Linked DNA regions of Homo sapiens: region 2 is linked to region 1. A link is a contact called in ENCODE Hi-C or POLR2A ChIA-PET data. All regions are on one chromosome and are shown on one strand. The core of a region is the stretch at or near the end of the contact, and the rest is flanking DNA. Distances in the headings are between cores, read along the strand shown. Region 1 has its middle 25 kb from the start of SNORA31B. Region 2 overlaps SLC25A30 (solute carrier family 25 member 30).

The links. A loop is a pair of places that touch in the nucleus more often than their neighbours do. ChIA-PET counts read pairs that join two places held with the same protein, here RNA polymerase II (POLR2A). Pooled maps may share reads with other maps.
Region 2: a map of mammary epithelial cell shows a loop between it and region 1 (21-fold over the local background). The contact joins two enhancer-like sites. A Hi-C loop is called at or near these places in 6 of 168 maps with a recorded cell type or tissue (HepG2, MCF 10A, PC-9 and 3 more), 1 of 37 single-sample maps with no recorded cell type and 10 of 50 pooled maps. POLR2A ChIA-PET finds 5 or more read pairs at or near these places in 8 of 52 experiments (AG04450, OCI-LY7, WTC11 and 3 more).

Annotation. Positions count from the first base shown.
Region 1 is chr13:45,310,426-45,313,125 of GRCh38, forward strand. No RefSeq gene overlaps it. Among named protein-coding and RNA genes, the nearest start is that of SNORA31B, 25 kb to the right of the region's middle. RefSeq lists a silencer at 1,356-1,415. Within about 2 kb of position 1,346, at least 4 of the 41 ENCODE cell types and tissues checked have a DNase peak (open chromatin) inside an H3K27ac peak, as active enhancers do.
Region 2 is chr13:45,392,886-45,395,585 of GRCh38, forward strand. It overlaps SLC25A30 (solute carrier family 25 member 30), which reads right to left. Exons shown (of 10, transcript NM_001010875.4): 10 at 431-2,700. Among named protein-coding and RNA genes, the nearest start is that of SLC25A30-AS1, 24 kb to the right of the region's middle. Within about 2 kb of position 1,271, at least 4 of the 41 ENCODE cell types and tissues checked have a DNase peak (open chromatin) inside an H3K27ac peak, as active enhancers do.

The sequences.
Region 1 (2,700 bases), core at 96-2,595:
AATTTCACTTGAGAGCTAGAATACCAATGCTTGACTCAACTCCTGTTTTCATGTTTGCTGGTTTCAGAAGCCCCTGAGGCAAGATTTCGGGTAGGAACTATCAGTTGTTTACCCTCCCCACCTAGCACCCACTATTTCATCATCTTCCCTGCCTTTGTCTGTCTTTTGGGTAGGAGAGGGCAGTCACAGGGCAAAGTATTCACAAGAAGATACAAAAGGGTGGCTGCAGATGCATACATGAAGAACTTTAAATGAAGACAATCTGTGATGATGCACCTGTGTTTTGCACATTACGTACTTAACTGCTGAAAGAATACGTTCATAGTAAACACATGCTAACCACTCTGGCCATGTCAGAATGCCTACACAATAATAACCGCATCAGACTTAATGTACCAACAGCCCCACTTCCATCCCCAACGGAATGCTTGGTATCTTTCTGCAAAGGAAAATTTGGAAGCAAGACTGCCTCTCTTTCCACTTAGCCAGCAGGAATTTCAATAATAAGATGCGGCAGCATCCATTGACTTTGTACCACCTGTCTTTTATTGTAAGTGTTCACCCTAACGGTTTTTATTAACGCTTTGGCTTCCGTCGCTAAGCAACGTGCCACGTTGGGGCTCTTCGCCAGACTACACCTGTACAAATGTCAGCCTCATTCTCCTGGCTCTGAAGGAAACGTGACCGTTCCCCAAACATGCTCTTTATGGTTGCTTCCTCCTGTTCTTTTTCTCCTTCCCTGAACCGCTCCCAATAGAGACAGGTTGGCGCTTCAGTGCATCTCAGATCCTCTGGCGCCCGGGCGCCCCCTCCCGGCGACACCTCCCGGCTGTGAGCGCGCGGGAAGAGGCCAGAGGCAGGGCCTCTCACCTGCTCGGACTGCAAACCACAAAGCGTCTCTTTTTTTTTTTTTTTTTTTTTTTTTTTTTTTTTGAGGGGCGGAGGTGGTCATTTTTATGTTCCCTGGGCAAAGCGAGCAGCCGTTTGGCTTATAAAATAGCAACGACTGCAGTGGCCCACACTGTCATCACGAAATGCCGCCTCTTGTCATGGTCCCCGGAAAACAGGGTTGAGGAGGAGGAGGAGGAGGAGGAAATGGATAATGCCGATGAGTTACTTTTTTTTTTTTTTAATTTGGGTATGTTCGAGTACATTCTGGTCTGAATGGCGGTGGAGGGGAAGGTAGAAAGGAGGCGTCTGCCGAGCAGCATCCGCGCGGAGCGAGCTGCGGTCCTCGGGACCCCGCAGCAGGAGCCACGAGCCCGCCCCGGCGTCCGAGCCCTGCAGGCGAGGCCAGGCTTGGCGCGGAGGGACCTCAGCGTCCGGGGAGCGCTCGCTGTCTTTGAGTTCCTGCTGCCAGAGCCGGGCCTCCTCTGCTCTCCGCAGCCTCGCAGGGAGGGCGCAGGGGCGAGTCCTGGGCGGGCAGGGCAGCCGCGCCCGCCAGAGAGACAAAGGCCAGGGGGTCTCTGGCCGCAGCACTTTCCAGCGCCGCCCGGTCCTCACACAGAAAACTCTTCTAGCTCTGCGGGTGCGGCTCTAAACGGTAATGTTTGCATTTTCTCTAGGGTGATCCGCAGAGGGGGCCAAGCCATAAGTCCCCTCCAAAAGTCTATATGTGTTCATCGCATGTTTACCAGAAGATTTGACACTACACCAAAAAGCACACAGACAAACACCTTAGAAGTATCACCGTAAAAACGGTTATCTTTCCAGCCAAAAGTCTTGAAATGTGTGGCTCCTAGCGGCAAGCAGCAATGGGATAGTCGCCAGGGTCCTTTTACCCTGTTTAGAAGGTTGGGGAGGCTGAAGAACATCGCCTGCAGGCCTGGTGGGGTGGCTGACGCCTGTAATCCCAACGCTTTGGGAGGCTGTGGCGGCAGATCACTTGAGGTCAGGAGTTCAAGACCAGCCTGGCCAACATGGTGAAACCCCCGTCTCTACTAAAAAAAAAAAAAAAAAAAAAGAGGCCGGGTGCGGTGGCTCGCGCCTGTAATCCCAGCACTTTGGGAGGCCGAGACCGGCAGATCACGAGGTCAAGAGATCGAGACCATCCTGGCCAACATGGTGAAACCCTGTCTCTACTGAATATACACGGCCTCCCAAAGTGCTGGGATTACAGGCGTGAGCCATGGCGCCCGGCCTTCTTTTTCATTTTTGAGACAGAGTCTCATTCTTTCTCCCAGGCTGGAGTGCAGTGGCATGATCTTGGCTCACTGCAGCCTCCGCCTTCCAGTTTCAAGCGATTCTCTGCCTGAGTCTCCTGAGTAGCTGCGATTACAGGCGGGTGCCACCGTGCCCTGCTTATATTTTATTTTATTTTTTATGTTATGTTATGTTATGTTATGTTATGTTATGTTATGTTATGTTATGTTATTTTTTGAGATGGAGTTTCTCTCGGTCGCCTAGGCTGGAGTGCAGTGGCGGGATTCGGCTCACTGCAACTTCCGCCTCCTAGGCTCAAGCAATTCTCCTGCCTCAGCCTCCCGAGTAGCTGGGACTACCGCTACACCACGCCCGGCTAATTTCTGTATTTTAGTAGAGAAGGGGTTTCACCATGTTGGCCAGGATGTTCTCGATCTCTTGACCTCGTGATCTGCTGGCCTCAGCCTCCCAAAGTGCTGGGATTACAGGCGTGAGCCACCGCACCCGGCCTTATTTATTTATTTATTTATTTATTTATTTATTTAGTAGAGATGGGGG
Region 2 (2,700 bases), core at 21-2,520, 82 kb after region 1:
GAACCCACTTCGCATTGAGTTAGCTGGTTGTTTTCTGCCAACCAGGTGTCCCTGCCTGGTCCACAGTTGACCAAGGATCCCTGCATCTGCCTCTAGCAACACCCAACACTGTATGAAGGGCTGAGGGGGTCTGACAGTTCACGTCACTGACATCCTCTCACTGGTATTTCGAATGCCAAGCCAGCCCTCAAATCAAGTTCACTGGCCTCGACTGAGCTGCCAAGTATTTCATACATGGGGAGGGGGGTTGGGGGGGGGGAGGGTAGGGGGATCACACAGGTGCCAGGCAATGAGTAAGATTATCCCAGCAACTTCTCCATGCAGAGAGAAATGTCTGCAGCTGCAACACTATTTCTACTCCAGCCTTCTAGACTCCATGTAGTTTGCCTTTGTTTGAATGTTTCTATTTATCTGAAATAACCAGAAATCATTTTTATTATTATATATTACTCCAGTTTATTAAATAAATGAAACAAGGCTTATGCCACATATTCCAACAATGTTTAAATAAAGAGCTTGAAATATAAAGGCTTATGAAAACTTCATACTCTTTATATAATGCATACTATTTCTAGCACATGAATAAATATAAAGGACAGGAGCCACTTTTTATATTATGAATCCACAACATTAAGCATCAATGATTACACAAATCCATAAGCACACAAACAAAAAAACCCATTGGTTATAAAAACTAGAATTCCTTTTGGCATATTTAAGAAAACCCAAAGGTGGGGAGGTACTTATAGCCAGAACCCTGACAACGAGGGGACCAAGTCTCCCAATTCCTTAAGTTGTTTCTTGGTTAGAAGCTTCAACAATTGCATTAACTCTTTCAAAAAAACAGAAAAAGCAGGTTAAGATCCTGTTCAATAAGGCACTTAATAAGTCTACACTGAAGAAATACTATGCTTTTATCTTAAATCGTGCTTAAGTTTTACCATGAGGTTTGAATTTCTTTCCACCTTGGTAGGAACATGTATGTAATTTGAATAAACTGGTAATAATACTGTCTGACATTCGCTCTTTACATGGTCATTAAAATGAATTTGCTTCTACTGTTTTAAAAATTGTATGCATATTTGAAAAAGTAAAATTTTTCTACATTAAAAAAAGAGCATTTCAAGAAAAGCAATCTTTAAACTCAAAGAACTCAAAAGTGAAAGCCTCTCTATAGAAAGTCTTTATAAAATCAATGGAATGTTTTGGAAAGAAGAAAAAATCCTAAGGTGTAGTTTAGAACAAGCAGCAAGGCCTGAATGAGCTCTGGGGTCCTCTGCTGCCCTCTAGGGTTGCCCAGGGAGAGCTGGACTTTCATCTGAGTCTCAGCAATTAACAGGTAACCCTACCCCACTGCACCCCGCCCCCGCCCCCACCTTCTGTTATCCTCTCTTTTTGATGACTTTGTCTTAGCTCTCACTTTTGGAAATAATATTCAAAGGGACCATTCATGCATAAGGAAGGCAAGGGAAAAATGCCTGCGAGGAAAAATTATCTCATCCTCCAAAAAAACCTGCAGTCCTTCTATTCAGTCTCAACAAAGAGACTGGCCAGACTGGGAATTTGGCCGCACTACTGTGGAAGGAGAATGCCCTGGAGCCCCAGCTAACATGTATTTAATGTTGTTCTCAAAGGGGGAACTGAAGAGACCCAAATAAATATGTTCCCTGTCCTGTGGCTGCCTCCCAGAAGTGGAAGTTCTTGGGGTTCTCACAGTCATCTTTTATTTTGAAAAGACTAAGATGAAGACAAGAAGGAAGAGGGCTCTTTCTCTGAAGCAGGTTAGAGTAAAGAATAAGAAAATAGAAAAAGAAAAAAAGAAGAGGGAGAATGACTTATTGTGTCTACAGAAGGAAAGAAAAAGGGAAAATATTACATACCACCTATCAGAAACTAGCTAAATAGATGCACTAAAGAAATCATTTTTAAAATTTCAAGCAGGTATTTTCCATCCAAACTAAACAGAAAGTCCAAGACAGGCACAACATAAACTAAAGTAAAAACTGGAAACCTGGAAAAATCAACTCTTTGATTCACTACCAACATTTTGCTAAGGAAAATGTACTAAAGCCTGAACTTATACAGTGTTCTTTCTTCAACAAGACCTTAACAAAGGGCTTCATTCACAATTACCATGAGAAGCCCATGAGAACATGCCCCTCTTCTACATAGACTGTTTAGAGCTGTTCCACAGCATGATGTAAACACATTTACCTTTCCAGTCAAGTAGCAGCAGCTACTATTTGTTCTTCATTTGACCCTCTACATCAATAGACGTTATTATCCCCATTTTACTCATTGAGAAATACATATGCTTTGCTAAAAATCATAAAGCTAATTACTAACATGACCTAAGACAGAACCTAAGCTGCTTGAAAACACCCCCCACCAATACAGACCTTGCAACCTTCAAAGCCAACACATAACACCACCACGAATTTAGAGATTATTACTTTGTAACAATTTCTCACAAATGTCAAGTCTTCAAAGCTTAAAATCACTTATTATAAGTGGAAGATCCTGCCAAAATAGGAAATGATAAAGCAGTGTGATATTCCTAGGATCCATTTCCTGCACCGTTTATACCTGGGGTTGAACAGTCCAGGTCTCCATACATGAAATTTCTTCAGTTGACAAGGAGCAAAATCTCCCAGAAATTCAGAAACCATAACACCTTCTCGGAGGCTCCATTCCATGGTT